2 separate regions of the Homo sapiens genome follow, and region 2 is linked to region 1. A link is a contact called in ENCODE Hi-C data. All regions are on one chromosome and are shown on one strand. The core of a region is the stretch at or near the end of the contact, and the rest is flanking DNA. Distances in the headings are between cores, read along the strand shown.

What was found. A loop is a pair of places that touch in the nucleus more often than their neighbours do. Pooled maps may share reads with other maps.
Region 2: a loop to region 1 is called in a pooled map, with 2.3 times the contacts of the local background. The contact joins two enhancer-like sites. A Hi-C loop is called at or near these places in 1 of 50 pooled maps.

The regions. Positions count from the first base shown.
Region 1 is chr14:76,902,679-76,907,935 of GRCh38, forward strand. No RefSeq gene overlaps it. Among named protein-coding and RNA genes, the nearest start is that of LINC01629, 54 kb to the right of the region's middle. RefSeq lists enhancers at 1,173-1,910, 1,736-2,935, 2,215-2,264. Within about 2 kb of position 2,398, at least 29 of the 41 ENCODE cell types and tissues checked have a DNase peak (open chromatin) inside an H3K27ac peak, as active enhancers do.
Region 2 is chr14:76,842,766-76,848,101 of GRCh38, forward strand. It overlaps LRRC74A (leucine rich repeat containing 74A), which reads left to right. Exons shown (of 14, transcript NM_001385106.1): 6 at 1,658-1,707; 7 at 2,055-2,136. Among named protein-coding and RNA genes, the nearest start is that of LRRC74A, 19 kb to the left of the region's middle. Within about 2 kb of position 1,691, at least 7 of the 41 ENCODE cell types and tissues checked have a DNase peak (open chromatin) inside an H3K27ac peak, as active enhancers do.

The DNA of each region.
Region 1 (5,257 bases), core at 1,148-3,647:
CATCACAGCAACCAGAACTAATATGCTACAGCAGTGCTTCTTGGCCCCAGCCCTGATGACACTTGGGGCCAGCTCCCTCTTCACTGTGGGGGCTGTCCTTTGCCTTGCAGGGGGGTTACCAGTAGCACCTCCTCTATTTATGTCAACCAAAAATGTCTCAGATATTGCCACATGTCCTTGAAGGACAAAATCTCCCAGATTGTGAACCACTGTGCTGTAGGAAGAGAGTAAGCAGCAGTTACAAGTCCTCCAACTCCTGACAGCTCTCTTGCACTTCTGCCACGCAGACGAATAGTCCCCAAGAAGCTGCAGGATGGTGCTGACCAGCCCATCTGCAAAGACCCTGTCTCAGAAAGCGTGGGAAGTGTATGCCCAAAGGGTGACAGCGCTTCCCTGGGGAAGGTTCGAAGAAGGAATGTTTTTCTTCTCTTGGCATCTTTTGACAGTGCCTGGCACATGTTAGACCTTCAGTAAATATTTGAATATTTGTTAAGTTAAATTAGATTATAAAGGTTTCTAGGCTGATTCTGTACTGGTTTTGGACTTAGAAAGGGATGGATTGTTAAGCCTTTTTTTTTTTTTCAGACAAAGTCTTGTGCTGTCACCCAGGCTAAAGTGTCTTGGCACAATCACAGCTCACTGCAGCCTCTACTTCCTGGGCTCAAGTGATCCTCCCCTCCCAACCTCTCAAGTAGCTGAGACTGTAGGTGTGGGCCACCACGCCCACATCATTTTTTTAAATTTTATGTAGACAGGGAGTCTCACCATGTTGCCCAGGCTGGTCTCAAACTCCTGGCCTCAAGCAATCTTCCCACCTTGGCCTCCCAAAGTGTTAGGATAACAGGTGTGAGCCATTGCACCTGGCCTCTTCTGATGAGATTTTCTCAATCCTTCCAGGCCCATCTCCATTCCTGCTTCCTTCCCAAAGCCAGTCCCGAGTCTTCTCTCTCCTGACCCCTCTCCACCTCCCTCCAGCACTCTGACCTACTATATGCTTATCTTGTAGGTCAAGAGGAAGTAAGAATCTCTGTATCCCACTGAAGAGTGTGCACCAGGTGCAATCAGATAACCAGGGTGTCACAGGGTAGAGGTCTCTGTCTCATGTGTTTTTTTTTTTTTTAAGTTTTTTTTTTAGAGACAAGGTCTCGCTATGTTGTCCAGACTGGACTCAAACTCCTGGCCTCAAGCAATCCTCCAGCCTCGGCCTCCTGAGTATTCGGGACTGCAGGTGCACACCACTGCACCAGGCTTCTGTCTCATTTCTGGTTTGTGGTGTGTGCCCCTTTCTCTTTCACTGCTCAAGGGGTAAAGAAAATTGAGATCTGACTTATGGGGCCAAAATTAGGGGGGGAAGAAAAGCACTGCTGTCTGGCAGCTGGGGTCTCTCCAAACATATTCTCTTTTTTCTCAGAACAGCATGACGAAAAACATAAGCTGAGCCAGAGTAACTGCTGTCTGGCACAGCACAGGGTAGTTGCGTGCGTGCATACATGTGTGTGAATGTGTGAGCGGATAAGGATGGGCATGCTGGAGAGCGAGTGAGAGCGCGTGGGAGGGTACGTGAGGACATGCGTGTGTGTGTACTTGCGCACACAAGCTCTATACACGCGTTTTCTACTTGGGGTTATTCAGGGTCGGCATTCCAGTTGTTGGAAGCAGATCCTCAGCTGAGTGGCCTCTTTTGTAACCAGGGCCGTAGGTCTGAGCATTTCTTTTTGCAGTAGAAATGGGCTCTGTGATGAGTCACACCAGTGGCTGGACAGAAGGGAGACTTGGCTGAAGAAGCAAGTCTTCCTGAGTGGGTCTAGGGCAGCCACGGCCAGACCCTCACACAGAGACAGCCCCAGAAAGAGTGGCCCGTGGCAGGTGTGGGAGGCTCCTGGAGCATACTCACCGTCTGGGAGGGTTACATCTCTGGACATCAAGGTGGGAGCACACAGCTTGGCATGCACCCAGGGGCCTGGGCAGACCTTCACACTCACCTTGGAAGAGATGAGCGAGCAGCCATTCCCGCTGGCCCAGGACATTCACACCATGGGAATTCCCAAGGGCTCTGTCCTAAGAGATCTGATCTGAAATCCAAGCTCAGCCTGAAAAGAAATTGGCCCAAGTCATCCTAGTCCAGTCCCCACTAGGTGCTAGTTCCCAGCCCAGAGTCCAGGACAAGCACTCATTCCTACACTCCTGCTGGGAACCAGGAGAGAGACTTACACACCAGGAGACAGAATGAGTTATGCAAAGTCCCAGGGGCGGCCTTTCAGGGTGGTCAGGATGAACCAGGAACTCGCAAACAAGCTGAAGAAGGCACAGCAGAGAAGCCGATGAAGACTCACACTGAGAAAACACTTAGGGGGATGTGTCACCGGCACCGTGCCAAGCGCTGCATCATCCACCAACTCAGATCTTTGAAGCAATGCCTTAAGGGCACTGGGGCATTAGGCTGCTCAGCGGGCAGATGAGCAAACGGAGGCTCAGAAAGCGGAAGTGACTTTCCTGTTAGCACGCAGCTATTAAGTGCAGAGCCGAGATTCAAACAAAGTCAAGAATGAGGTACAAAATGTCTAGCAATCAGTAGGCTGGTTAAATAAACACTGATTTATTTATGGAATACTGGGCAGCCATTGACATTTCTTGGTAGAAGAATAGTTAATGGCCTGGAAAGATGTTCAAGATATGTAATTGAGCAGAAAAAAAAAAAAAAGCAAGGTACAAAACAGCATGTGCAGAGAGATTATTAAAACATAAAATACAGGCCGAGCACAGTGGCTCCTGCCTGTAATCCCTGCACTTTGGGAGGCCAAGGTGGGTGGATCACCTGAGGTCAAGAGTTCGAGAGCAGCCTGGCCAACACGGTGAAACACCATCTCTACTAAAAATACAAAATTAGCAGGGCATGGTATGCACGCCTGTAATCCCAGCTACTTGGGAGGCTGAAGACAGGAGAATCTCTTGAACTGGAGAAGTGGAGGTTGCAGTCAAGATCGCACCACTGCACTCCAGCCTGGGCAACAGAGCGAGACTCCATCTCAAAAAATAATAATAATAAAAAAACACACACAAAATACAGAGGTATGATTTCCGAGGAAAAAACTCAGAATATCAGCAGGGGCTTTCTCTGGATAATAGGAGTAGGTGTGAGTTCTACTCTATGGGTTTGTTCCTTTTTCTTACAATGATCATTTTGTAACAATGACAAACCTGACTTGGAAGAGTCCAGGCTGTGTTTCAGTTGTGTGGGGAGTGGGGGTGGGGAGGCGGTGTTTTGGTAGGGGGTGATGAGGGGATGATGGCTGGCACTGTGAGGTGATGGCTGAGCAGGTAGGAAGGTGTGGTGAGAAGCAATGCCTTTCCTAGGAACATATCCATCTTTCTTTTTCTTTTCTTTTCTTTTTTTTTTTTTTTTCTGAGATGGGGTTTCACCCTTGTTGCCCAGGCTGGAGTGCAATGGCACGTGATCTCAGCTCACTGCAACCTCTGCCTCCCGGGTTCAAGTGATTCTCCTGCCTCAGCCTCCGAAATAGCTGGGACTACAGCTACACCCAGCTAATTTTTTATTTTTAGTAGAGACAAGGTTTCACCATGTTGGTCAGGCTGGTCTCGAACTCCTGAAATCAAGTGATCCGTCTACCTTAGCCTCCCAAAGTGCTGGGATTACAGGCGTGAGCCACCGCACATGGCACACATCCATCTTTTTTCCTTTTTCATTTGTATCTTTTTTTTTTTTTTTTTTTTTTTTTTGAGACAGAATCTCCCTCTGTCACCCAGGCTGGAGTGCAGTGGTACCATCTCAGCTCACTGCAACCTCTGCCGCCCAGGTTCAAGCAATTCTACTGCCTCAGCCTCCCAAGTAGCTGGGATTATAGGCGCCTGCCACCGTGCCTGGCTAGTTTTTGTAGTTTTAGTAGAGACAGAGTTTCACCATGTTGGCCAGGCTGGTCTTGAACTCCTAACCTCGTGATCCACCCATCTCAGCCTCCCAAAGTGCTGGGAATACAGGAGTGAGCCACTGTGCCAGGCCTTTTTTTTTTTTTTTTCTTTTTTTGAAACAGAATCTCACTCTGTCCCCCAAGCTAGAGTGCAGTGGTGCAGTCACGGCTCACTGTAGTCTTGACCTCCTGGGCTCAAGCAATCCTCCTGCCTCAGCCTCCCAAAGTACTGGGATTATAGGCATGAGCCACCACACTTGATCATCTTTTTCCTAGACCTGACAGCCAGCAGGAGAGGCTGGGTACCCTGGCTGGTTCTCTGCGTGCACACGTGATTGAGTTCTACCAGTCTGGGCCTGTCCTTGCAATGCTGGGGGCAGGTGAGAGTAGGGAGGGGACAGAATTGGACCAGATGTGTCCTAGATATGCACAGAGAAGGTGCAGGTAGCTGGTGACAGGGACTTAAATGTGTGTGTGTGTGTGTGTGTGTGTGCCAAGTTCAGAGGGGAAGGTGCCCTGCTTAAAAATAAGAGTGGGCCAGTTGCAGTGGCTCACACCTGTAATCCCAGCACTTTGGGAGGCCGAGGCAGGCAGATCACTTGAGGCCAGGAGTTCAAAACCATCCTGGCCAATATGGCAAAACCCCGTCTCTACTAAAAAAAAAAAAAAAAAAAAAATTAGCCAGGCATGATGGTGTGTGCCTGAAGTCCCAGCTACTCGGGTGGCTGAGGCACAAGAATCACTTGAACCCAGGAGGTGGAGGTTGCGGTGTGCCAAGACTGCACCGCTGCACTCTAGCCTGGGTGACGGAGCGAGATTTGGTCTCAAAATAAATAAATAAATAAAATAAAAAGAGTGGCAATATAAGTCCAGCCATCTAGAACTGTGGGTCTCAATCCCTTGAGACCCAATGACATTCCCTTTAAAATTGATTTTTAAATATTTTGTAACAGCAACCTGAAAGTAAATGTGTTAATATAACCTACCTACTGACATAATATTTTTAATCGGCCAGGCGCGGTGGCTCACGCCTATAATCCCAGCACTTTGGGAGGCCGAGGTGGGTGGATCACCTAAGTTCAGGAGTTCGAGACCAGCCTAGCCAACATGGTGAAACCCCATCTCTACTAAAAATACAAAAAATTAACCGGGTGTGGTGGTGGGCACCTGTAATCCCAGCTACTCGGGAGGCTGAGGAAGGAGAATCACTTGAACCCATGAAGTGGAGGTTGCAGTGAGCTGAGGTGGCCCCATTGTACTCCAGCCTGGGCAACAAGAGTGAAACTCCATCTAAAAAAAATATATACATACATATACATATATATATATAT
Region 2 (5,336 bases), core at 441-2,940, 61 kb before region 1:
TTTGGGAATAAGGCTCTATGTCATGTACTTCCCAGAAATCACCAGTGTCTTACATTGCTTAGCAGGGCCACAACTCAGGTAAGGTGAGTGAGCCATTTGCGTTGGTCACAAAATGTAAGGAGTGCCAAAATATCCTGATGTGCAAAATATCAAGACATTAAATAAAAACAGCATCTAGCAGGGATTGAATGGACTGAGGTGAATAAGGTCTAGTCATGTGTGTGCAGGGTCAGATTTTAAAATTATAAAGACACCAGGTGCGAATCCCAGCACTTTAGGAGGCTGAGGTGGGCAGATCACAAGGTCAGGAGTTTGAGACCAGCCTGACCAACATGTTGAAACTGTGTCTGTACTAAAAATATAAAAATTAGCTGGGTGTGGTGGTGCACAACCTGTAATCCCAGTTACTCAGGAGGCTGAGGCAGGAGAATTGCTTGAACCCAGGAGATGGAGGTTGCAGTAAGCCGAGATCACGCCACTGCACTGCACTCCAGTCTGGGTGACAGAGCGAGACTCCGTCTCAAAAAAAAAAAAAAAAAAAAAAAAAAAAAAAAAAAACTTGTTCAATATAGATGATTTTACACTAATTTTGGTTTTTTAAAATGTTGTATTAGGATATTATTCTTCTTGATTACTGAGTTTTTAGGCACCTCTTAAATTTTGCACACATGGTAAGTGTCTCACTCACAGGTGTCCCAGTCCTGCTGCTTGAACTTGGATGAGCATTTTTAGGATGTTATAGACTCTAGGCACTAGGCTGGGGGTTGATGCTGCTAATGAATGCACAGGGTATGCTACCAACTCCTGGAAGTTCATGGCAGAGAGAAAAGGCAATGTTAAAAGAGAGGGTAAACAGTTGCCTTGTTCTCTTTTGTCCATGTAATACTTGCTTTAAGTCCCTTCCTGTCCTGTCCTGTCCCTTCCTTTTTTATTTGATTTTATTATTTTATTTTTGAGGTGAAGTCTTTCTCTGTCACCCAGGCTGGAGTGCAGTGGCGTTGTGATCTCAGCTCACTGCAATCTCCACCTCCCAGATTCAAGCATTTCTCGTGCCTCAGCCTCCTGAGTAGCTGGGACCACAGGTGTGCGCCATCATGCCTAATTTTTGTATTCTTAGTAGAGACAGGGTTTTGCCATATTGGCCAGACTGGTCTCGAACTCCTGACCTCAGGTGATCCACTCGCCTTGGCCTGTAAAAGTTCTGGGATTATAGGCATGAGCCACAGTACCCAGGCTCCTTTTCTTTTTTTAAAAACAGGATCTTGGTCTGTCACCCAGGCTGGAGTGCAGTGGCACCAACATGGCACACTGCAGCCTCGACCTCCTGGGTTCAAGTGATCCTCCCACCTCAGCCTCCAAAGTAGCTGGGACCACAGGTTCATGCCACCATGACTGGCTAATTTTTTTAAAAATTCTTTGTAGAGACAAGGGCTCACTATGTTGCCCAGGCTGGTCTCAAACTCCTGGGCTCAAGTCATCCTCCCACTTCCGCCTCCCAAAGTGCTGGGATTACAGGCGTAAGCCAATGCGTCTGGCCCCTACCACCTTTTTTCTGTTCGATTGTTCTAAAGGGAAGTGGACTGGGAGGGGCAGGGGGTGGGAGAGGAAGGGAGCCATGGTCTAGCAGTGCATCACTGACACACCACCCTCACTACAGGAAATGACTTCAAGGAAGACTCCGCAGCACTGCTCTGCCAAGCCCTGTCGGTAAGAGGCAGGGAGTGCAGCCAAGCCACGTGGGCGATGTCCCTGGGAGATCTGGGCAACCTGGGGCTGCTATGGGCACAGTAACGTGAGGCTACTTTCACATGTTAGGGACTGGGGAGTGTTTAGACCCTGCCAACCCCAACAAAGGCACAGCAAATGGTAGAGCTGTTTATATGGCACTAAGTTCTCCCAGCAGCCATCAACAGTCCAACAAAAAATGCCTAAGACATTGTCTTCACCTAATTTTTGGTACATCAGAGCCCCACCATCATACTGCCCTGAGATAAGTAAGATATTTGCAATCAGAAGACAAAAAATCCTTCTCTTTCCCCTGTTTGTTTCTGTAGACCAATTACCAAATTAAAAAGCTGGATCTCAGTCACAACCAATTCTCTGATGTAGGAGGGGAGCACCTGGGCCAGATGCTGGGTGAGTCTCCCTGGAGGAAGGGACAGCAAAGGGGAGGGATAGGGAAGAATCACTTGGCAGAGCGGAATCTCCCTTTTAAACATGATTTTTAAATGTTGTGATTATAAAAGTGATGTAAACATGCCCAAAATACATTCAGAATTTGGGTGCAGTGGCTTATGCCTGTAATCCCAGAACTTCAGGAGCCTGAGGCAGAAGGATTGCTTGAGCCCAGGAGTTCAAGATCACCCTGGGCAACACAGGGACACCCTGTCTCTATAAAATTTCAAAAAATTAGCCAGGTGTGGTGGTGCACACCTGTAATCCCAGCTACTCGGAAGGCTGAGGTGGGAGGATTCCTTGATCCCAGGAAGTAGAGGCTGCAGTGAGCCATGATTGTGCCACTCCACTGCAGCCTGGGCAACAGAGAGAGGCCCTGTCTCAAAAGAAGAAGCACAAGAAGAAGGAAAAGAAGAAGGGGAAGGGAAGGGGAAGAGGGAGGGGGAGGGGCAGCAGCAAACACCTGGACATGGGAAGTAAAACTTTACGATGATTAGAAGAACACAGAAACAACTAACAACTCAGGAAGGCTAAGGACTCTTAAGTATGGCCCAGTAAGCATAAACGGTCCAAAAGCAATGGAAAAAGTACCTTTTGGGTACTATGCTTATTACCTGGGTGATGAAATAATCAGTACACCAAACCCCTGGGACATGCAATTTACCTATATAACAAACCAGCACATGTAGGCCTGAACCTAAAAGTTTTAAAAATTCCCATATTTGACAACAATACATTTGAAACATGCATATGATAAAAAGACACACAACCATGAACAACCTTAAAAGACAAGCAACAGGCTGGGCGTGGTGGCTTACGCCTGTAGTCCCAGCACTTCGGGAGGCCGAGGTGGGCAGATCACGAGGTCAAGAGATCAAGACCATCCTGGCCAACATGGTGAAACCCCATCTCTACTAAAAATACAAAATTAGCTGGATGTGGTGGTGCATGCCTGTAATCCTAGCTACTCGGGAAGCTGAGGCAGGAGAATCACCTGAACCCAAGAGGCGGTGGTTGCAGTGAGCCAAGATGGCGACACTGCACTCCAGCCTGGGCAACAGAAGGAGACTCCAGCTCAAAAACAAAAACAAAGACAGGCAACAGACAGGGAGTAGATATTTGCAGCATTTGTAGAGTACAAAAAATAGTATTCAGAATGTTGATAAAAGATCCTTAGCTCAATTAGACAATGATAAATAGCCTCAATAGAGCAATGGTCAAGGCATATGCATAGCAAAAGAAGAAAGTCGAGTGCCCACATCTCTTAACTAGTTAGAGAAATGAAAGGTTCTCCTTGTCATCTTTAAAGCTGTGAAATTTTAAAGCCAGTGAATGTCAAAGGCTGCGGACAACCGAGCGAAATAAGAATACTTCAAGCTGCCGGGCACTTTTGAGAACAACTTGATGGTCCTTGGTAAACTTGAAAATGTGTCTATTCTATGATGCAGAAATTCCCTCCCATCAAGGGGAATTGTCTCAGAGAAGCTCTCACACATACACAGAGAAATGTGTGAGGAGGTTATTACAGCATCGCCATAAAAGAGGAAAAAAAAATAGTAACAACCTAAATAGTCATCCCCAGGCAAATGAGTACAAAAGAGGAAGTTGTCACAGGAGTCTAGGCAAGACAGGAAAATAGCTTGAGCTCAGGGAGGAGGTGGGGATAGAGAAGAGTGAATGAATTCAGAATATACTTTGGGGGTAAAGCCAAAAGGACTTGCTGATGTGAAGAATGGGGGAAAGAGAGAGATAGACTCATGGTCATTTTGCTTCAGCTATTGGTTGGATGATGGTGTTGTTTACGTGGATGGAGACAACTCAGGGAGCAACAGGGACAGGAGATAGGAGCCCCGTTTTCCATTTTGGCCACGTGATGTTTGCAATGGCCATTTGAACCTACATAGAGAAGTCAGGTAGATGGTTTGCTATATGAGTTTAGAGCTGGGTGAAGAGATCAGGGCTGAAGATACACATTTGGGGTCATAGGTATATAGATGTATTTAAAACCATGAGGCAAGATGAAGTCATCTAGTCAGGGAGTGTAGACAGAGTTGAGTAGGTGGCCGTCGAACTGACCTTTGGGTCACTCCGACATTTTTAGGTTTCACAGAGGAGGAAGAGGAGTCTGAGGAGTGGTCAGTCAAATAGGAGGGAAACCAGAAAAGCGAGGTGGCAGGAGCCGAGGAAGGGTGCAGTGCAGGAAGAAGATCGACAGTTGCATCAAATGCTGTTGAGAGATCAAATAAGACGAGGATAAAATAGTAACCATGGCACTTGGCAGCATGGAGTGTTAGTGGCTTTGAAAGTCCTATTTTAACTATTCACAGTAACAAAGACAGGGAATCAACCTAAATGCCCATCAGTAGTAGACTGGATTAAAAAAATTTGGTGCATATACACCACGGAATACTATGCAGTCACAAAAAAACTGAAATCATGTTCCTTGCAGGAACAGGGTTGGAGCTGGAGGACATTATCCTTAGCAAACTAACATAGGAAGAGAAAACCGAATACCACCTGTTCTCACTTATAAGTGGCAGCTAAATTATGAGAACACACGAACACAGAGAGGGGAACAGACACTGGGGGACTAACTGAGGGTGGAGGGAGGGAGGAGGGAGAGGAACGGGAAAAATAACTGAGTACTAGGCTTAATACTTGGGTGATGAAATAATCTGTACAACAAACCCTGTGACACAAGTTTACCTATATAACAAACCTGCACATGTACCCCTGAACTTAAAATTTAAAAAAAAAAAAAGTGCTGTTTTAGTGGAGTGGGTGAGTTATGGAAACCCAAATGGAGGAGGTTGAGTTGAAAATGGAGGCCTGGCACAGTGGCTCATGCCTGTAATCCCAGTGCTTTGGGAGGCCAAGATGGGAAGCCAGGAGCTCAAGACCAGCTTGGGCAACATAGTGAGACCCACTCTCTACAAAAAATTCAAAAGTTGGGCTGGGTACAGTGTCTCACACCTGTAATCCCAGCACTTTGGGAGGCTGAGGCGGGTGGATCACCTGAGGTCAGGAGTTCCAGACCAGCCTGGCCAACATGGTGAATCCCTGTCTCTACTAAAAATACAAACATTAGCCGGTGTAGTGGTGTGCGCCCGTAATCCCAGCTGCTAGAGAGACTGAGGCACAAGAACCGTTTGAACCTGGGA